Linked DNA regions of Mus musculus: region 2 is linked to region 1. Evidence: chromatin loops called from intact Hi-C (ENCODE). Cell type or tissue: heart. All regions are shown on one strand. Each heading gives the region's core, and the rest is flanking DNA. Links, peaks and the distances in the headings are about the cores only. Region 1 holds the start of Yju2 (YJU2 splicing factor). Region 2 holds the start of Mpnd (MPN domain containing).

Region 1 (10,787 bases), core at 1-4,000:
TGAATGCATAATGAGTGAATGAAGGCAGAAATGACATGAGTGCATGCACACGAATGACTTAATGAATGAACGAATGAATGCATGAATGACTTAGTGAATGAGTGAATAAATGCACAACTGACATAATGAATGCATAATGAATACATGAAGGCCATGAGTAAATGAATGAATGACATGAGTGAGTGCATGAACGAATGAATGACTCAATTAGGGAGTGAATGAATGAATTCACAAAGGATACAGTGAATGACCTAATGACTGGGAAATGGATCCCTGAACGAATGAGTGTATAAACGATAAGCGCAAATGAATGAGTTAATGAATCCAGAAACAAATCTGCACTTGAATCAACCAATAAATAAATGTGTGAGTGAGATGGTGAGTAACTGAGTAGAGGAATGAATTAGTGAAGAATTTAGTGAATACGTGAACGAATGAAGTGTGAGTATGAATGAACGGCAGGACGGAGCAAATCCATGAATAGCTGTCTGAGGGCGAAAGCGAACATGTGAATGAATGAGAGTCACAAACGAAGACTTAGTGTGTGAGGGATGAACCGGCAGAGCGGACGCTGACCCCGGTCCTGCTCCCACCAGTCAAGCCGGACCCTCCGGAAGGCGTGCGCCTGCGCACAGCGGGACAGCGCCTGCAGGTGCTCTGGCATCCCCCTGCTTCCTGGCCCTTCCCGGACATCTTCTCTCTCAAGTACCGACTCCGCTACCGGCGCCGAGGAGCCTCTCACTTCCGCCAGGTGAGCTGCGCGCGCAGGGGGGCGTGGTCTGGAAGAAGGAGGAGCACAGAGGTGGATGCTGAGTGAGACTGGGTCCCACTGGGTAATCTCCTGTCTCCGCCTATCGCCTCTGTTGGAGCGTAGAGATTGTTGGTGTGATTCAGCAATAGACTTTACCTGCTTGCTGGGAATTCGAACTCACTGCAAGCTCTTTACCCACCAAGCCAGCTCCCCAGCTCCCCAATGCATTGTGGTCCTTCCCACCTCCTCCTTCCAATGGCCTGACACCCCTTCTCCCCACAGGTGGGACCCATTGAAGCCACGACTTTCACCCTCAGGAACTCGAAACCCCATGCCAAGTATTGCATCCAGGTGTCAGCTCAGGACCTCACAGATTATGGGAAACCAAGTGACTGGAGCCTCCCTGGGCAAGTAGAAAGTGCACCCCATAAGCCCTGAAGAGGGACTGGATCCTTGATATCAGACCCTGATGTCGTCTACTTGAGGGTGGCAGGGTGGCCTGTCCTGAGTCTGAATACTGACTTTCCATGTACTGGGCTGCTCCGAAGCACTGGATAATTCACTTGACTTCTTCAGACCTCAATTTCCAACCCTGTGGGATGATCTTTCTTCTTCTGCCGGTGCGGGGCTTTGTGAACTTTGTGATTTAATTAGAAAGACGGATTAAATAAGAATCATCATCATCGTGGTGTTTTGTTTTGTTTCTTTGTTTCTTTGTTTTGAGACCGGGTTTCTCTGTGTAGCCCTGGCTGACCTAGAACTGACTCTGTAGACCAATCTATCTTCAAACTCACCGAGATCGCTTGCCTCTGCCTCCTAAGTGCTAGGATTAAAGACGTGCACCACCACCCAATAGGAATTACTATTAAAATTAAGAATTCCTCTTTGCCCATTTTAAATTTTTAAATATTTTATTTTCAAATATAAGTAAAGGGTTATGTGCAGTGCCCACTGAGGCCAGACGAGGGCGCCAGAGCCCGTGAAGCAGGAGTACCGGTCCACAGGGTGACTGCTGGGTCTTCAGCTAGAACAGCCTGTGCTCCAGCACAGGAGCGCCTCTTTATCCCTGTCTGTCCATCATGTCCATGGAGTGAGTGACGTTGGGGCTTGTCTGTGTTTGTGTGCACACAGCACACCTCAAGGCCTCATACCTCCAAGGCTTCACCGACTGAGTCATCTCCACGGGCCCCCAAACAAGGCCTTCATGACAAAAAGAAGTTAATGTGGCTCGAGGGTCAGGAGCCTGGGGGGACACAGAATGGTGCTAGCTTCAAAAAGGAATTCCACATGGTACAGTGCATGAAGGGGGGCATGAAAGTGGGAGAAAGGGAGAGGATGGAGCAAGGTGCAAGGCCCTGCAAAAGGACATGGCACAGGAGCTACCTGTAGGAGAATGTTGGAGACACACCCCTAGCACCTGTTTCCTCAGCTAAGAGGAAAATAGGACAAAGCCCAGCCTTGTTGAAATGAGGATATCGAGGGTGGGGGTAGGGATGGAGGATGGTGGCAAGCTAAAGACCAGCCTAGAAATCCTGTTTCAAAAAGACCAAAAGAATAGGAGGAGGAGGAGCAATGGGGGCTGGGCTCAATGCTGGGGCTTGTCATATTTTGTAGGCACAAATAATAAATAAACAAATGTAAAAAACGAATACTAAGCCTGGCAGTGGTGGTGCATGTCTTTAATCCCCAACACTAGAGGCAGCCACAGGCGCATCTTTGTTGAGTTTGAGGCCAACCTGGTCTACAGACTGAGTTCCAGGACAGCCAGCACTACACAGAGAAACCCTGTCTCAAAAACAAAAACAAAACAACAGCAAAGATACTATTTTTTAAAGAAAAAAGTAAAAAGAGTTGGGCACAGTGTCTCTTATTTGTAAACCCAGCACTTGGGAGTCAGAGGGAGGGGAGGACTACTGAGTTTTCAAGGTCAGCCTGGATTACGTGGTGAGTTCCTCTCTCATAAAAGAAGAAACGCACCGGGTGGTGGTGGCACAGGCCTTTAATCCCAGCACTTGGGAGGCAGAGGCAGGCAGGTTTCTGAGTTCGAGACCAGCCTGGTCTATAAAGTGAGTTCCAGAACAGCCAGGACCACACAGAGAAACCCTGTCTCGAAAAAAAAAAAAAAAAAAAAGGAGAAGAAAGAAGAAACGCACGCGCGCACGCACACACCACCACCACCACCAACAAAACACAATGAAAACCAGGCAGGTCACTGATTCCAGGCTTGCAGTAAGATTGTTTCAAATTTAAGGCCAAGCTGGACTGCAGAGTCTGCTCCAGGCCAGCCTGGGCATCTTAGTGAGAGGCTACCTCCCAGCATTAGAGCGCTGGGTGGTGTTTTCTGTGGTAGAGTGCCTGCCTGGCATATGCAAAGACCCTGGATTCCATCCCCAGCAGCAGAAATAAAGAAACTTAAGAAGAAGGAACACCAGAACGGGACATGGTGGCCTTTAATTATTTGGTCCCAGAACTCACAAGCAGGAGGATCTCCTTTAGTTTGTGACCACCCTGAGCTACATAGTGAGTTACAGGACAGCCAGGGACACACAGTGAGACTCTGACTCAAAAAAACAAACAGCATTGTTGATCAGAGTTAGGAGAGAAAATGTTATTATCCCAGGCAGCTTTCTCCATCCTTTCAGTGTGCTAGATAAGCGCACACAGGATCCACATGTCCCGGAACCTTTATTTCGGGTTTCAACTACCGGCACCCGGAAGGGAACGGAAGCGCACTCCCGACTCGGATCGACAAAGATTGCAGCCAATGAGAACGATGAAGCGGGTAGGCACCAACCAGTGAGCCGGCTTAGGAAGTGGCGACACTGAGGCGCTGAATCGGAGAAACTCCCCGTAGACTGAGGACCGCTTCTTCGCTTGTTCGCTGGACAGGAAGCGAAAATGTCGGAACGGAAAGTTTTAAACGTAAGTGCTCAGAGTCTAAATGTTCCTACAGAGGGTGAAGTGTGCGAGGGCTCCGGGCGAGGCGTGCTTCCTTCCGGTCATTTCCTTTTGCAAGCCCCTCTCGCGCACACGCACGCACACGCACGCGCGTCTTCCAGTCGGGCGGGAGCTTTCCAAACTCTTGCCAATCACATTTTTGGGGGCGGTCGTTAGCTTCCCCCTCTCCCCGCCCCCCCCCCCCCAGCTTCGTGAGTAACCAATCATCACCAGGGAAGCGGAGCTTCTGTCACTTTACCCAATTGGGGGCAGGACTGCTTCTTTGTGGGTTTTCCCCAGATCAGATCAGGGGATGTTGTTGGTCACCTCAGTTCTTCCCGGCTTTTGTTGAATTAATATCCGAAACCTTTTGCAGAGATGTCTACATCATGTTGGGGTTTCTGGGGTGACTCAGTCTCCACTCTTGGAAAATTTTGCTCTCCATTTCCTGGATCTGTTTTTTAAATGTTTGCTTTGGGTTAAGGTTTCACTGTACACAGAAGGCCCAGAATGGCCTCGAACTCACAGACCAAAAGTTTGTACACCTAAGATGGGCTATATTCACTTTTTAAAGGATTAGTTTTATTTTCACTTTATGTTTTTCCTTCATGTCTGTCTGTGCAGCACGTTTGTGTGCACTGCCCAGGCTGACTGTAAACTCACAGTTCTGCATCAGCCTCCTGAGTGCTGGTATGACAGTTGTACACCATCATTCCCGTCTACCGCCTGAATTAGCAAAGCTTCCTCTCTCGTGAGCCTGGTTGCCAGTAGGTGTCAAAAGCAGAGCCTCCTTGTTGGTGGTCCACATAGCTTCTTTTTGGGGGAGAGGGGAGTTGTCTCTCTTCAGCCCCCTGTCTCAAATTCCCGGGTGCTGGGTTTGGACATTGGCATGCCAGTAACCCAGAGTGGTTGTCCCTGTGCGCCTCACCCCAGCCTCCCAAGCACACAGAGAGGCCAGAGCCTGTTCTCCCCAAGGAGATTCACTGGCCAGATTTTGCCCTGGGATGGTGCCCTGCAGCCTGTGTGGTACCCTAGTGCAGGTTAGGCCACCATTGACAAGGTCTGATTTATGTCGGGCCTCCATTTCCTCATGAGTGTCTAGAATCTTATCATGTGATAGGCAGCAGGGGTCCACCCTTACTGCAAACCCTGGGCCTCTAGAACCTTCCCTAGAAGGCATGTCACAGCGTAGGAAAGTGACCCACCACACTATATAATTTGTGTTGGAAGCTTGTGCACTCCTCCCTGTCCCAACTTCTCTTCTCATGACTGTGCTTCAAACAGCTCATGTCTGGAAAGGCTCCAGCAAGCTGAATCCTGAGCAGATAGATCCCTTAAACCAGAGTATCCTGCGTCTGCTAACATGGCTCTCAGACCCCATTCCTGCCCGTATGGGACCTGAGCACCAGAAAACAGCAACGCCCTCTTCTCCACAGAAATACTACCCACCTGACTTTGACCCATCGAAGATCCCGAAACTCAAGCTACCCAAGGACCGGCAGTATGTGGTGCGTCTGATGGCCCCCTTCAACATGAGGTGAATCCCTGGGGACATGAGGCTGGAGGCTGATTCTCTGGAGAAACAACAAACAAAGATAATAGTTCCCACCCTCACAGAGTCCCCAACCCCTATCTCAGTAGAAAATCAGAGTGACACTTGGCCCTGCAGGATTTTGGACCCTCTAGTGGCAGCCCTCCTCCTGCCCAGGGCCTTTGCACCACCTATGGCATCTGCCTGCAGATCTCTTGTAGCCAGCTTCTCTGACAGAGCCTGTCTCCCATCTCATCCCAGGCAGGCTGCCAGCCTCCTCTTAGACCTTCACCCCCACTTTCCTGGGTTCAACCAGCTTTGAACCAGACAGTTATTCACACTTGACTGTGTGTGAGAATCACAATCCTGTAAGTCACACCTGTACAGTCACTGAGGATGGAGAAGCTGTCCGTGTGACTAATTGATTATATCTTGTCTTCATTTCTTTGTTTGCTCCTGTCTTAGACACTGTGAACATGGGAGCTCTTAGAAGAGAAAGCATCTAATTGGAGTTTGCTTACAGTTTCAGAGGGTTAGTCCATTGTCACCATGGTGGGGAACATGGCAGTCATGGTGCTTGAGAAGTAGTTGGAGACTACATCCTGATCTGCAGGCAGAAAGAGAGAAACACCAGATGTGCTGTGGGTTTCTGAAACCTCATAACTCACCCCTAGTGACACTTCTCCAGCAAGGCCACACCTCCTAATCATCTTCCTCCTCCCGACCCCCCAAGACTCCTCGGTGACTAAGCATTCAAATCTATGACTCTTAGGGACCATTCTCATCCACACCACCGCACTCCTCTGCAGGCAGTTGTCAGGCACGTATCATTGATGGGGCGAGGGGAGCCTCCTGACCCTCAGAGGCTGGTGGGGAGTGGGAGTCATACCCATCCTCTGTAGTAACACAAGGACACATGAGGCAGGCAGGGCAGGTGGTCTGCCAGCCGGACAGTCAGGGAAGTGTTAGAATCTCAGGCTGCCAGGACAGCAGAGAAAAGGCCCTGAGGTAGGACTAAGCCAGAGGTGTTTGTAGGTACAGCAGTAAACCAGGACAGGAAGTGGGGGGAGCAGCCAGGGTCAGGATTCTGCTGTCCCCTTGGCAGTTCTCAGAAGCTCCATACACCCAGTCCCTCCTACCTATAAGGTACATATGCTGCCACTGGGTGCTAGAGCAGAGGACAGACACTCACGCGCCTGCCCCGGCTGCAGGTGTAAGACGTGTGGAGAATACATCTACAAGGGGAAGAAGTTCAATGCACGAAAGGAAACAGTCCAGAACGAGGCTTACCTGGGCCTGCCAATCTTCCGATTCTACATCAAGTGCACGCGCTGCTTGGCCGAGATCACCTTCAAGGTAGGGGCTTCATTCATTCGCTTTCCCTCTGTGAACACTCCACAAAAGGGCAGAGTGTTGGGAAGGTGCTTGCAGCAGAACCACACACAGAAAAGCCTGCCCACCTGCATGTGTGCAAGGTATGGGATATGTTGCGGGGTCAGGAAAAAATCATGTTGTTCTGGGCCTTGCTTGTTGCTTTGCTTCGACAGTGTCCTGTAGCACAGGCTGGACTCAAACTCCGATGTACTCGGGTGACTGTGATCCTGATCCTCCGGCCTCCACCTCTGGGCTGCTAGGACGGCAGCCTTATGCCACCACATCTGGATAAAAGTCATGATTTTCTTCTGTTCTTTCGTGTTTCTTGGGATGGAGGTCAGAGCTTCACATTCTCTAGGCAAATGTTCTTCCTGAGCCACTGCGCAAGCACAAAAGCCTGAGGACTTGGGGAAAGCTAGGAGAGGAAAAGCACTCTTCCTGTCGGCACCACTGGAGGCTGTGGGGTTTTGGGTTGGTTTAGATTGGGTTGGGTTTTTTTGGTTGGTTGGTTTATTTGGTTGTTATTTTTTCACTATAAGCTTTAACCTAAAAAAAAAAAAAAAATAGGATTTGGAAAAAAAAAAAAAAAAAAGCCGGGCAGTGGTGGCGCACGCCTTTAATCCCAGCACATGGGAGGCAGAGGCAGGCGGATTTCTGAGTTCCAGGACAGCCAGGGCTATACAGAGAACCCTGCCTCGAAGAAAAATAGGAAAAAAAAATAGGACTTGATTAAAGTGAACAAAACATAAGCTTGAGGAAGTTACAGTTTATTTTACATGTGTCACGTTTGTGTGTCTGGTGCCCAGGAAGACCACAAGGGGTGGGCTTAGGTCCCCAGCCACTGGACTTACAGAGTTTGTGAGCCACCATGTCAGCACTGGGAACTGAACCAGCTCCTCTGCAGTGGCAGCCAGGATCTAGCCCCTCATCCCCTTATTTTTGATTAAGGTCTTCTGTAGCCCAGGCTAGCCTCATTCACTTCATGGCCCCCTGCTTCCACCACCCCGACAGACACACGGCACGTTGGGTCATCTGTGTAGTTTGTAAGCAAGAAGATAAAGCTAGATGAGCACACAGCGCAGGGTCACTTTGTGTTTCTGCCTCAACCCTGGGGTGTCGCAATACTGCGGGATGTGCTGCTGCTCAGGGGAGGTGAAAGGCAGCGGTGTCAGGCTGAGTCTCTTCCTTGCCGCTGGGCCGCCAACACAGCGCTCAGGGAAAGTGAAACAGAGTCTACGATGGGATCCACAAGCCCACAGTGAGCTCCGGAGGGGAGGATCCCACTTGGCTGAGTGCCAAATGTAGAGAGGGGCCTCTTCTGGAGACTTAGGCATGGCCTGTATGATGAAGGTTTCCTTTCCCCACCCGCACCCCGTGGCAGTCCTTGATGAAGGGCTTGTCCAGACTGCTTTATTCATGCCAGATGGGGATGCTTACATCTCACTCAGCGTGAACCAGAGATTAAATACCTTTTGCAGAAAGGGATGCCCAGGAAGGGAAACTCATTGACTAAACACTCCAGGCCTATCTTGATAACCTCATTAACATGAAGAACTCAAGGAGTTTTGGGTTTGGTTTGGTTTGGTCAGGAGCTAGTTTGAATTCCCACTGTTCTCAATTATAAGATTTACTGGGGTTCTGAACTTGCTACAACCTTACCAGCTCTTCTGTCTGGTGGCACTGCCCACTGCCTCACAGCCCAGAGGTGTACTAAGGGCACAGATGGAGGGGGATGCACTAATAGTGTACACAAGGGGATAAGAGTCCATGAGGGAGTCAGGTGTTCTTTGTTATGGCTACAGAATGTTCCAGAGGGTGTGGGCATTAGGAGGAAGAAAGGCCCACAGCCACCAAAGGAGTAAGCACAGATACTGGTAGAAGGAATGGAGAAATGTACATGAGGGGCTCAGGCTGGCACCCGGCAGCCATTTCTCCCCTGCCCTAACAGACGGACCCAGAGAACACGGACTACACCATGGAGCACGGGGCCACGCGCAACTTCCAGGCGGAGAAGCTTCTGGAGGAGGAGGAGAAGCGCGTGCAGAAGGAGCGAGAGGATGAGGAACTGAACAACCCCATGAAGGCAAGCCCTGGGCCACAGCACCCTTCACCCCTCCCTTGCCTCTACCCTCTCCCACCCCTGTGCCCTTCCCCCACCCCTGCACCCCTCCCAGGTGTCCCCCATGCCCCCCTTCTCTATCTGCACCCCTTACCCATCCCTACTCCCTCTCCCCTCGCCTACACACCCTTCTTTGCACCTCCTCCCCCACCCCTGCGGCCTCTCACCAGCGCTTGCACCCCCAGGTCCTAGAGAACCGGACGAAGGACTCCAAGCTGGAGATGGAAGTGCTGGAAAACCTGCAAGAGCTGAAAGACCTGAACCAGCGGCAGGCGCATGTGGACTTTGAGGCCATGCTGCGGCAGCACCGCATGTCTCAGGAGCAGTGGCAGCAGCAGCAGGAGGAGGAAGACGAGCGGGAGACAGCGTGAGCCAGGCCCTTCTGGATCTTTCCATGGCTGCCCCTCCCCTCTTGTCCTGTCCCCTCAGACTCTACTGAAGTGCAGCTGCTGGGACCCCTGAGATCCACTGTTCCATAGCCATCACTCTGGCTTTTTGTTTCCATCCCATGACTGTGGGTTTGTTGTTTGAGACAGGGCCTCGTGTAGCCCAGTCTGGCCTCAGAATCATTAAGTAGCCAAAATGGTCTTGACCTCCTGATCCTCCTGCACCCACCCCCCCAGGGCTGGGCAGTAGGCATGTACTTCCACACCCAACTATATGTTATTTATTTTTGTGGTGCTGGGCATGAACCCAGGGCCTCACATGTGCCAGCCGTCTTCAGCCACTGAGCTGCTGCCCTCAAAATTGTTAATGTGGTTACCTGCTCCCCTGTTCCTGACACCAAGAGAGCAGGAAGAGGCAGCATCCCCTAGCTGCTGCAGAAGACCGCCCCCTGCAGTACATCCTCACCATATCTATCCCATAGGGCCTTGCTGGAGGAGGCTCGCCATCGAAGGCTTCTGGAGGACTCTGAGTCAGAGGATGAGGCGCCACCTTCCCGACCACGGGCAGCTGCAAGACCCAACCCCACAGCCATCCTCAACGAGGTTAGCCAGGCCAGGGTGTGGGTTGCTTACCCAGGCTGAGTGGCCATAGGAGAAATCATAGCAGCAAAACTGTTGTTCGTAACAGGACAAACAGCCCACAGTTGGCTGCTCTGATCTGTTTCATGCTTCTGAGCCTGAGGGAGGGACTAGCCAGTGAAACACTACATCAAGAATGGGGAGTCAGATGGAGGGTAGGGAAGTGGGGGGGAGGGTATGGGGGACTTTTGGGATAGCATTGGAAATGTCATTGAGGAAAATACGTAATTAAAAAAAAAAAAAAAAAAGAATGGGGAGTCAGAGTCGGGCGGTGGTGGCGCATGCCTTTAATCCCAGCACTTGGGAGGCAGAGGCAGGCAGATTAAAAGAATAGGGAGTCGCTCAGTCAAGTGCCTGCCCCACAAGCGCAAGACTGGGATTTGGCCCAATGCCATATAAAAAGCTGAATGCGTGTGCTGGCTGTGGTGACACGCACCATAAAGCCAGCACATGGGAGCAGCGGCAGGTGGAGTTCTCATGCTTGAGGTCAGCATGGCTACACAGCAAGACCCTGCTGCAAAAAAACAAAGCCAGATGCAGCCCAGCAGCCCTGGGATCCTGCGCTGGGAAGGAAAAGATAGAAGGGCTCTAGGCTGTGTTAGGTGGGATCCACAAATCCTGAAGAATCCTGTCTCAGAAACAAACCAAACCATGGTACATAGCAGCTGATAAAAACAGCTAGCTGTGTTACTCTCTGGCTTCTCCACATGGATACGGAGCCCACAGAACCAGAAGCTGGCCCACAGAACCAGAAGCTGGCCCACAGGCTATGAAGGATAAGGGGCTCTCCCTAAGTCTCCCTAAGTCTCATCAGGGTCCTGGGTGCATCCAGAACTTTGCAGCAGATCTGGCCCCAGCTTTTTTTTTTTTTTTTTTTTGGTTGTTGTTTTGTCCTTTAAAGATTTCTGTATTTACTTTATGTACATGAGTACCCTGTAGCTGTCTTCAGACACAGACACCAGAAGAGGCCGGCAGATGCTTGAGCTAGGTATTAAGGGGTGGGAGGAGTTCACAGGATGAAACGGCAGCAGATGAGAAGTCAGGTGCAAA
Region 2 (11,119 bases), core at 4,544-8,543, 53 kb after region 1:
CCCAGAAACCTCAAAGTCCCACCTCTGTCTTCCTGCCCAGCTATTGGCTACAGGCAACTTTACTTACCAATTAGAACCAGCTGGAGGCAGGGACCATTAGCATCTCACTCGCAGACATGCAAATTCCCGTGTAATTTGGGAACCCAATTAACATAATACAAGCAATAAACTAAATCCATAACACCCATCCAATTATATTCATCCATTCCCCTACCCATCCATCCATCCATCCACACATCCACCCACTCATCCGTCCATCCATTCATGCATCCATCCTCTCACCCATTACACCTACATCCATTCACACATACATACACTCACCAATTCACCCAGCTACCCACCCACCCACGTGTCTGCCACCCACCCATCTATCCATCTATGCACATCCATCTGTCCATCCTTTGAATGAATCATGTAAAGGACTTGATGGTTAGGCTACATCTGGACACATGTGGGATGTGAGGGACCTGAGGGACATAGTTAGAAATGGAGGGGTGCATTCAGCAGAAAATGCATATGGGCTGAGCATGGTGGCAGAGCACACCTGTCATCCCAACACTTGAAAAACTGAAGCAGGAGGATTGCTTCAACTTTAAAGCCCTTCTGGGTTATAGTCCAAAAACCTGTCTCAAAACAACCCTCTCCTATGTGGCTGCAGTCAGGTGTCATACTTCCACATGCCACCTGCCCTGCCCTTGGCCCACCTGCCCTGACCCTCCTCCTTGGGAAGGAGGAAGTAACCTTTGGGGTTAATTCTGGGCCAGGAGGAGGAGGAGGCTCAGGAATTGGAGGACACCTTATTTCCTGGAGGATGTCTCTAGTCGTGTTTATTTATATTCAAAGAGTGGAAAGAGAGACCAAGTTAGAGAGATTGAAACAGCTAGGTAGATAGATCAAGAGACCTATAGTCAGGCAGTCAGGCAGCCAGGCAGGAAGGTGGACAGACAGGAAGGCAGACAGATAGACAGACAAAGGTGAAATTAGAGGACAGACAGATGGCCAAACCTTCCACAGCCAGTGGCGTATGCTCGCTCCACTAGGTGCTGTCCCACTGTCACACACACCCACCCCCTGCCAGGCCCATGGTCTGTGAGGTGACCTCGGTTCAGAGAGGCTCTTGCAGTTTCCCAGGACAGCGACACTGCTAGCTCCCCGCTCGCTCTTCATACCTGGTCACAGGGTCCCTTTTTCTCTAGGAAGCTCTCGTAGTAGTGTGAAGGTGGAGCACCTTTGAGCTTGGGACCCCGGGGTGGACTCAGGGCTGTGGCCATGGCCAGCCTGGGTCCCTGTCCTTTCAGTAGGAGCCTCAGTCTGGCCAGGAAGTGGATAAACAGGTTCCTGGGGAGTTTCCTCAACTCAGTCAGCTGTCACCTCCCTCTCTAGCAGTTCTGGGCGGGGGCTGGATCCTGCGGAAATCCCGGTAGTTCTGGGCTCCTGTCCCAAGCAAAGACAGAGACCTGTTAGGGAGCACGGCCAAAAAACCAACCCAGGGAAATCACAGTAGAAGCATAATTGCAAGATCTGGAATGCTTGGCAGGTGGAATGACCGCAGCAGTAAGTTTCTCTGTATCATTGATACACTTTTTTCTTTTTTTTTTTTTTTTTTTCGGGAGCGGAAAAACACGGGAACGACACGGGAACCCACTTTGCTGACACCTATGACAATAGTAGCCTACAGTCAGTCAGGGAGGGAGGGAGGGAGGGAGGGAGGGAGGGGCTTTCTCAGCACTCTTCTGTTTGAACACACTCAATATATAGATCAATTAATTTATTTTTTTGGTTACATTTACTGAGTGTATGGGTGTGGAGGTCAGAGGACAGTTTGTAGGTCCCAGGGATTAAATTCAGGTTATCAGGTTTGGTGCCAAGAGCCCTTTCCCACTAGGACACATCACCAACCCCTACACTGATATCATTCCCAGCCTGTGTATCCAGAGTGCCCTTATCACACTCACATCTAAGTACTTCCGTTATTTAATTTTAGTTTTCTTTCTTTTGCTTCATTGAGACATGGTCTCCTGTAGCCCTGCTGGCCTCCAGTTAAGTAGCTTAGAATGAACATCTGAACCTCCTGTCTCCTGAGTGTTGCTATGTCTGGTGTGCACCACCATGTCTAGGTTTTTGTTTTGGTAGTGGGTTTTTTAAAAAATATTTATTTATTTATGTGTGTGTGTGTGTGTGTGTGTGTACACTCACTGTCTCAGACACACCAGAAGAGGGCGTCGGATCCCATTACAGATGCTTGTGAGCCACCATGTGGTTGCTGGGAATTGAACTTGGGATCTTTGGAAGAGCAACCAGTGCTCTTAACCATTGAGCCATCTCTCCAGCCCTGTGGTGGTGGTTTTGATTTTTGTTTTTTGACTCTCGATACATAGCCCAAGTGATTTTTTAAAAAAGATTTTATCTATCTATTATATGTAAGTACACTGTAGTTGTCTTCAGATCTCATTACAGATGGTTGTGAGCCACCATGTGGTTGCTGGGATTTGAACTCGGGACCTCTGGAAGAACAGTCAGTGCTCTTAACCGCTGAGCCATCTCACCAGCCCCCCAAGCTGATTTTTAACTGCCTCAGCCTCTCAAGTGCTGAAATGACAGACAGGTGCGGGACAGCAGGCCTGACGTTCACTGCTTTTGGTACTTTGAAATTTTATAACAAACCGCAAACCAAGTCAGTTTATTTCTTTAGCTTTCTACTTTTTTTTTTTTTTTCCCCTTGTCGCTGTAGAAGCAACTCAAGCCCTTTGCACAACCTGAGTAAGTGCTCTATCGGTTACACACAGCCCTTCCCAGTGTGATTCTGCGCTGAGGTTCTGCCCTGACCACGCCCCCAGGCCCCCCACTAAGAACGGTCTTGAGAGGGCCTGGGCGCCTGGCTTGTGGTGGTAGTGTACCTGGCTCCTGGCTAGGACAAGGCTCTAAGGTCAATTCCAGTACAATTGATCAGTGTGTAATTGTAAATTTGGCCAGGCGTGGTAGTACATTTGGGTTTTCCCAGAACTTGGGAGGAAGAGACCGGAGCAGCCGTAGTTACATAGTAACTTGAGTCTAGTGCGGTCTGCCTGAGATGCTATTTTGGGGATGGGGGGGTGGGGGGTGGCGGAGGTTCAAGACAGGATTTCTCTGAATTGCCCTGGCTGTCCTGGAACTCACTCTGTAGACCAGGCTGGCGTTGAATTTAGAAATCCACCGGCTTCTGCCTCCCAAGTGCTAGGATCACAGGCCACCACTGCCCTGCGAGATGCTATTTTCAAAAGGCAAAGGCAGAACAGATTGTGAACTCATTTTCTTCAGTTCCCAGCTAGGGCACCTGGACTTTACACAGGTAAAAGGGTGGAGATGGGGACCCAGATAGTGGCTGTGAGTGGCACAACCTTCCTTTATCTTCAACCAATGTTATCTTTAGGTTTCTGTACATTGTCAAGCCACAGTAGTTGCTTCAAAGTGTCAAAGGCCACAGGGGAGCTAGGTGTGGGGATGCAAGCCTATGACGTAAGCAGGAGGGGGCTGAGCAGGAGGATCACTGCAAGTGGAAGGAAGGAAAAGAAAAATTAGCCGGGAGCCAAGGACTGTTGTAGCGCAAGGATAGGATGTGGCAGTAGTTACATCATAGAAAAGTCCCTTTTGGATCGAGGTGGAAGATAAACAGGATGAAAACGTCCAGTGAGCAGAACTTGGAGCCTCTCTCAAGGCTTTGCCTGTTTACAAGATGGTTAGACCTGCATATTGTGCCGGGACTTGGAAGCGGTAAACTATGGAGCCCAAAGTCTGGTGGCCTGGGCTAAGGGAAGAGTGGTTCTCGGACTGGTGAGATGGCTCAGTGGGTAAGAGCACCCGACTGTTCTTCCGAAGGTCAGGAGTTCAAATCCCAGCAACCACATGGTGGCTCACAACCATCCATAACGAGATCTGACTCCCTCTTCTGGAGTGTCTGAGGACAGCTACAGTGTACTTACATATAATAAATAAATAAACAAATCTTAAAAAAAAAAAAGAATGATTCTCATTACTCAGACCTTTCCAGAGCATCCTGCCTCTTTCCCCAGTTTGAGGCCACCCGGATTTTCAGACCTCCCTGGGTTGGGGTAATCTGTGATGAAGGACAAATCAGGATGAGAACAAAGGCCCAGGGCCTTGGGCGCCTAGTAACACCGCCCCTTCCCGCTCGCTGATTACACGTGAACGCCGATTGGCTGAGTGGGAACCATCCCTTGTCGCTGATTGGATGCTGGAGGCACCTGGTGATTGGCTGATGAGAACTGCCATTGGGCTGAGTTAACCCTAGAAAGGCTAAAGCTGGCCAGGCTCAGACCTTTCGATCCAGCTATAACGCGCAGCTGCTTTCCTAAAGCGGCTCTACATTTCTTACAAACCTGTTTCTTCCCTGCTCCCAACCATCAAGGGCTCTGCCTTTAGCTAGCGCACTAGCCTCACTAGCAGCTTCCTTCATCGCTGCTGTAGGCTGAGGGAATCATGAGCTCCAGGATGCAGCCCCACTAAGGGAGTATAGTCCCCCTGAGAGCAGGGGATGGGGGGCGGCGTCCTGAGTCTGTTTTTCCCTCTAGTTCACCATCTGCTTCAGTTTCCCTTGTGTCCCAAGGTCTTCCCTCATTTCTTTAACTGCGCGTGGGCAGGCCCAAGACCTAAGGTTTCCATCTCTTTCCTGAAAGCTGAGCCACTCCTGCTCAGGGATCAAAGTTGCAACCTAGTAGCTGGTGGCCTCGAGTATGGTATCTCTAGTCCCTGAATGAGAAGGTCCTGGGCCTGTTTCCTTCTCCAGGTCTCCCCCAACCTCCAGCTTTAGTTTCGCCAAATTGCACCGGATCGCTCCAACTCCAGTGCAAGCACAACCCAACCGCTCCGTATCCCCTCCGCCCCCGGCGGGCCAAACCTCCCCACCCATTTTCAGTAACCAATAGACTGCTGTGTCCCCGCGCGGGGAGGAGCCCGTTCACTCGGAGGAGGCTGTGCCGGGACACAGCGTCCATGGCAGGTAGGATGGTCCGCGCAGGCGGGGACGGGGCAGCGGGACGCGACCTCTGCAGCCAGTTGCTATTTCGCTGCAGCTCCCGAGTCTCTGTCTCCCGGGGCCACGGCCGAGGAGGCGCCGGAGGAGGATGAGGACGACGCGGAGGCCGAGGACCCCGAGCGCGGGACGGGTAGCGGAGGGCGCAGCGGCAGCCTCGGTGGCAGCGGAGGCGGCACGGCAGGGCCTGGGATGGCCCTAGGGGGCGCGCTCACGAGGCGCGCGGTCACGCTTCGGGTGCTGCTCAAAGACGAGCTGCTGGAGCCCGGTGAGGGGGTGCTATCCATCTACTACCTGGTGAGCGACCCCCGGAGACCGTTCATGTCCTCCACTGCTAGCGTATAAAGAGAAACTGAAGCCCAGAGGAACCGTGTTAATCACAATGCCACATAGCTATAACCACTGCCATCTGGGTGTGTCCGCGGGCAACCAATCTGTGTGATTGCGGCTTCCCCATCTGTAAAATGAGGCCTTCCTTCCCAGGCTCTCTATGAAGATGATGGCTTCAAAACTGTGTACTGTTATTTAAAATGATCGCCCAAAAAACTCTTTGTGATACCAAGAATGGAAGGGAGCTTTACCCCTGACTATGCCCCCAGCCCCCTCACTGCGGGATTCTAAGCAGGGGGTCAATTCCTGACCTTGCACCCAACCAACCCCTCACTTGGGAATTTTAGGCAGGAGTTCTACCTCTGAGAACAGTCTTATTAAGTATTCCAAGCAGGTTCTGAAGTTGTGTGCTTCCTGCCTCAGCTTCCCCAGTAGTTGGGCTGACAGGCCTGGGCCGTTATGCCTGCTCTGGCTGCCATTACTTAATTTTAAAGTTGTGCATCTGGGTGTGGAGTGCCAGGAGTACTGGTGTGAAAGATGGAGTTCCTGTGACAGTACCTCTTGGGAGCCTTAGAAGAACAAGGACGCCAAGCCTCAGGGAGAAAGGAGTTAGGAATCACTAGGACTGAAGTGTTTCAGCCCCCTCTGTCGCTGCAGGGCAGGAAGTTTACTGGGGACCTGCAGCTGGATGGCAGGATCGTGTGGCAGGAAACTGGACAAGTCTTCAACTCACCCAGCGCCTGGGCCACACACTGCAAGAAGCTCGTCAACCCAGCCAAGAAATCTGGCTGTGGCTGGGCCTCTGTCAAGTACAAGGGCCAGAAGCTGGACAAATACAAGGCCGCCTGGCTTCGCCGGCACCAGCTACATATGCCTGTAGCTACGGCCGATGAGGTAGGAAGTACGTGCCTTCCACCTTGCGCTGTGGGGATGAGGTTGCAAAGGCCGTGGGGCAAGATAGAGTCTGATGTGATTCAGCAAGACGGCCTGAATTCTGAAGCACGGGAAGGAGGAAGGCAGGGAGGGGCAAGCAAGGCCAGGAGGGCCTCCTGGGCTGCCCGGAGGACTTGGGCTTTGATCCTGAAGGAGGTGGGGGTCATGAATACTATTGGCAGAGGGAACTGCTGCAGGGAGACTGTCAGGGGAGAGACAGGGCTCCGAGACAGTCAGTCTCACCCGAAGTAGTACAGCCAGGAGAAGACAGGCTGAATCCCAAGCGTGGGGAGAATCCGCACCTCGGACACCTCTGCTCACCGTCGCCCTCTGGCGGTTGGTCCAGGCAATGGCACCTCGGGCTCAAGCCTGGGCTCCAGTTTGTACTGAGTGAAGCTCCCAGCTGATGTTGTTGCTACACTCCATTCCCACCAGAGTCCCACCAGTGAAGGGGAGGAGGAAGAACTGCTGTTGGAGGAGGAGGAAGAAGATGTGCTGGCTGGGGTCTCATCAGAGGACAAAGGCCACAGACCCCCTGGGAAGGGTTCCTTGGAGCCAGGTGAGGGGCCAGGGCAGAGGCACTATGATGTGGGAAGATGGCTTTGATGTTTCTTAGGCCTGGGGAATCCTGAATCCTGATTCATATTCATATTCTCTCTCTCTCTCTCATTCTCTCTCTCTCTCTCTCTCTCTCTCTCTCTCTCTCTTTCTGTCTGTCTCTGTCTCTGTCTCTCTCTCTCTGAGACAGGTTCTCATTGTAGCCCTGACTGGCTCAGAACTCACAGAGATGCATCCTCTGAGTGCTAGGGTTAAGGGCATGTATTATCTATTTATTGTGATGGGGCATGTAGATCAGAAGTTGGGTCCCTTCTTCCACCATGTGGGGTCTAGGAATCAAACTCAGGTCATCACACTTGGTTGCAAGATCTGCTGAGCCATCTCGCTGGCCCTGCTTCCTCTGGCTCCCTTGGGCATCCTTGCTTCTATGCGAAGAGAAGAGAGCAGAGGGCTTACAGTGACTTCTCTCTCCCTCCCCCTCTCCTCTCCCCCCATCCCTTTCTCCAGAGGCCACACCCCCAGGGAAGCGTATGGACAAGGTGCCAGTGCCCATCCGTTACTGCATGCTGGGCAGCCGAGACTCCGCCAGGTCAGTTACATCATCTGCCCTGGTCCTGGCTTCCCTGGAATCCTTGGTTGGTTTGATCCAGCAAAGGCAGGGCCTGGAGTCCTTGGCTGCTGAGAGTACTCAGGACGGGTGGAGGTGGGAAAGAGCCTGAGTTCCTAAAGCCCTGGGACCCTCCTGACTACTCCAGGAACCCCCACACTCTGGTAGAAGTAACATCCTTTGCTGCCATCAACAAGTTCCAGCCATTCAACGTGGCCGTTTCCAGTAATGTGCTGTTCCTCTTGGTAAGTGGCTAAAGTCAATTTGCCTGGTCACCTTCCATGTCTAGGAACAAGGAACTCACTGACCTTCCTGGGTGAGGGACACTGAAGAGATATACAGAAAGCACTCAGTAAGGGCTTACTATTAGTAAATAATACGTGCTCATTTAGGAATGGACCCCACTGCCTTTGCACATGCTAGGTGCCTACATGCTCACCAGTGAATTACATCCTTAGGTTAAATGGTAGGTGCTTGATAAATGCACATAGGCTAACTCCTGCATTGAGATAGGAAGTGCAATCTCAGCCAGCCTTCCCTATTTTGTCCCCAGGACTTCCACTGTCACCTGACTCGGAGTGAGGTCGTGGGCTACCTTGGTGGTCGCTGGGACATCAACAATCAGAGTGGGTACTGGGCCTGGGTGGACAAGGGTGTAACTGGGGCAGGACTGATGGCTTCTTGTTGGTACCCCACAGTGCTGACCGTGCTGAGAGCCTTCCCCTGCAGGAGTCGGCTGGGGGACACTGATACTGCAGCCACGGTTGAGGAGGAGGTGAGGGCTTGGGGGTTGGGGGGCAGGACAGTGGCCATGTTCTGCAAATGTTGAAATGAGTGTCGGTGCCCATGTCTGGGGTAGAAATGCTGGCTCTGAGCTTTATAGCCTAGATTATGGCCTCCTTCTGCCACTCTTTTGAATACTGGGAGGATAGGCCTACTCCTGTGCCGAGATGTAATTTCGTTTTGTTAGTTTAATTTTTAGATGCCATAGGGTTTCTCTGTGTAGCGCTGGCTGTCCTGGAACTCATTCTGTAGACTGTGGGTCTGGCCAGGCTGGCTACAAACTCATAGATCCATGTGCCTCCTGTCTCCTGAGTGCTGAGATTAAAGGCATGCATGCACCATCACTTGTACAATCCTACATGTAACTTTCTTTTTAATCTAATGGCCTTTTTTTTTTTTTTTTTTCCGTTTTTTTTTTTTTTTTTTTTTTTTTTTGAGACAGGGTTTCTCTGTAGCCCTGGCTGTCTGGGAACTCACTCTGTAGACCAGGCTGGCCTTGAACTCATAAATCCACCTGCCTCTGCCTCCCAAGTGCTGGGATTAAAGGTATGCACCACCACTGCCTGGCTAATCTAATGGATTTAAAAAAAAAAAAAGATTTTATATATATGAAAACACTGTCCTTGTCTTCATACACACCAGAAGAAACCATCAGATCCCATTACAGATGGTTGTTAGCCACCATGTGGTTGTTGGGAATTGAACTCAGAACCTCTGGAAGAGCAGTCAGTGCTCTTAACTGTTGAGCCATCTCTCTAGCCCCCTATATGCAATCTTAAAAGGGTCTTCATATCTTCTGTATGGTGTTTTGCCTGAATGTCTGTGCATTATGTGTGTGCTTGGGGCCTGTGGAGGTATTAGAGGGCACTGGATCCCCTGGAACAGGCGTTATAGATGGTTGTGAGCCACCATGTGGGTGCTGAGAACTGAACCCAACAAGTGCTTTTTGGGGGTTTTCAAGGCAGGGTCTCTGTGTATAGCCCAGGCCATTCTGAAACTCACTCTGTAGACCAGCGTAGCCTCAAACTCTGAGATCTACCTGCCTCCATCTCTTGAGGGCTGTGGTTAAAGGCATGCACCACCAATATTTGCTTGTTTTATATTGTGCAAGAGTGTTATGCTTGTATGGTTGCACTGTCCATGCCTATGGTTCAGGGATGCCAGATGAGGGTGTCAGATCCCCTAGACATGGAGTTACTGATGATAGTTGAAACTTCATGTGGGTGCTGAGAACTGAACTCAGGTCCTCTTAACCACTGGACCATCTTTGCAGCTGCCAGATGCTCCCCCCCCCCTTTTTTTTTCTTTTTTTAAAGATTTACTTATTTTAGGTATGTGAAAACACTGTCACTGTCAGAAGAGGGCATTGGACCCCCATTACAGATGGTTGTGAGCCACCCTGTAGTTGCTGGGAATTGAACTCAGGACCTCTGAGAGAGCAGTCAGTGCTCTTAACCATTGAGCCATCTCTCCAGCTTCTTGCTTTTGTGTTTTGAGACAGGGTTTCTCTGTGTAGCCCTGGCTGTCCTGGAACTCACTCTGTAGGTCAGGCTGGCCTCAAACTCAGAAATCTGCCTGTCTCTGCCTCCTGAGTGCTGGGATTAAAGGCGTGGCCCAGCCAGATGTATTTCTTCTTTTTTTTATCTCCCATAATTATAATATAGAAATGTCTATGAACAAAAAATAGATATTTTTTGTAGGTGGGCAGGGATTTTCTAAAATACTGCTGTGAGTGAAGTGCACTCCAGGTTTTAAGCGTGAGCAGTCAGTCAGCTGTCAGCACTTGGGGACAGAGGTGAATATCCGTAGGCCGTGCATGCCCTTGATCTCTTCTTTTAATACCTGATTGACCATCTGGTGCTGCTGGACAGTCCTCTTCTCTTTAAATTCTGATTCGATTCTAATTTCATACATCGCCCCGCAGCCTCCTGAGATGTCTGTGACTTGAAGAGCTGTAGCTCGAGGGAACTTTTCTTTGAGAACCTGGGTCACTTTGAGTTCCCCTTCCATCTGGGAGGCAAACATTCGCTGCGCACAGTGCCACCGCCGGGCCCCATGCCGCCGTGCCCGGCGACGCAGCCCCGAGGTCCCAGATGTATTTCTTTTTTTTTTTTTTTAAAGATTTATTTATTATTATATGTAAGTACACTGTAGCTGTCTTCAGACACACCAGAAGAGGGAGTCAGATTTTCTTACGGATGGTTGTGAGCCACCATGTGGTTGCTGGGATTTGAACTTTAGACCTTAGGAAGAGCAGTCGGGTGCTCTTACCCACTGAGCCATCTCACCAGCCCCCCAGATGTATTTCTTAATCATACTCCCACCATGTTTGCATGGGTACAGGGCGGGGAGATGCACTGCTTAACTACTTTTGTGAGAAACTCAAGTGCAGCTCGAGGCTCTGGTTCTGCCCACCCTAACCTAACTTGTCTGTCTACAGATCTACCAGGTCCTGTTCCTTCGAGGCCTGTCCCTGGTGGGCTGGTACCACAGCCACCCACACAGCCCTGCAGTACCCTCCTTGCAGGACATTGACGCACAGATGGAGTACCAGTTGAGACTGCAAGGCTCCAGCAATGGCTTCCAGCCCTGCCTGGCCCTGCTGTGCTGTGAGCCCTCAACCCCCCCCCCCCCCAGGCTCTGGGTTGGAGGATTTACCAGGCCAGGCCCTCTGAGCCCCCTTCTTCAACCTTTATTGTTCCCACAGCCCCCTACTACTCTGGCAACCCAGGCCCTGAGTCCAAGATCTGCCCTTTCTGGGTGATGCCTCCCCCTGAGGTGAGCTGGAGGGATATGGATGAGAGCGGACATCGGGTGGGGTTGCATCTGGGCAGAGGTTTAAGGACTCTAGAGGATGTGCTGAGTCTGAGGCAGGCGAC

Evidence for each region. Peaks named below come from ENCODE experiments on the same cell type or tissue, not always from the same donor. Only the 100,000 strongest peaks of a DNase experiment are listed, where the experiment ranks them.
Region 2: a loop joins it to region 1, with 2.2 times the contacts of the local background. A loop is called at or near these places in 16 of 42 quality-filtered maps.

The regions. Positions count from the first base shown.
Region 1 is chr17:55,955,589-55,966,375 of GRCm38, forward strand. It overlaps Ebi3 (Epstein-Barr virus induced gene 3), which reads left to right. Exons shown (of 5, transcript NM_015766.2): 4 at 597-751; 5 at 1,034-1,434. The coding sequence ends at 1,189. Yju2 (YJU2 splicing factor) reads left to right here and starts at 3,599. Exons shown (of 8, transcript NM_028381.3): 1 at 3,599-3,673; 2 at 5,125-5,225; 3 at 6,431-6,575; 4 at 8,542-8,676; 5 at 8,898-9,079; 6 at 9,581-9,701. The coding sequence starts at 3,650. It overlaps Gm16712 (predicted gene, 16712), which reads right to left and starts at 3,813. Exons shown (of 3, transcript NR_108021.1): 1 at 3,546-3,813; 2 at 1,274-1,388; 3 at 1-779. It also overlaps a transcript of Zfp119b not described here. In heart, for the core only: a CTCF peak has its summit at 1,713 (motif pointing right); DNase peaks (open chromatin) are centred at 733, 1,823 and 3,543; H3K4me3 peaks cover 1,900 bases; H3K27ac peaks cover 1,110 bases; H3K27me3 peaks cover 879 bases.
Region 2 is chr17:56,004,261-56,015,379 of GRCm38, forward strand. Mpnd (MPN domain containing) reads left to right here and starts at 4,941. Exons shown (of 13, transcript NM_026530.5): 1 at 4,941-4,996; 2 at 5,070-5,326; 3 at 6,017-6,253; 4 at 6,728-6,851; 5 at 7,358-7,439; 6 at 7,606-7,702; 7 at 8,011-8,083; 8 at 8,156-8,232; 9 at 10,681-10,849; 10 at 10,948-11,018. The coding sequence starts at 4,990. Stap2 (signal transducing adaptor family member 2) reads right to left here and starts at 3,876. Exons shown (of 14, transcript NM_145934.3): 1 at 3,157-3,876; 2 at 1,170-1,434. The coding sequence starts at 1,271. It also overlaps the pseudogene Gm16276. In heart, for the core only: CTCF peaks have their summits at 5,211, 5,413 and 6,629 (motif pointing left); DNase peaks (open chromatin) are centred at 4,931, 5,871 and 6,581; H3K4me3 peaks cover 1,999 bases; H3K27ac peaks cover 1,291 bases.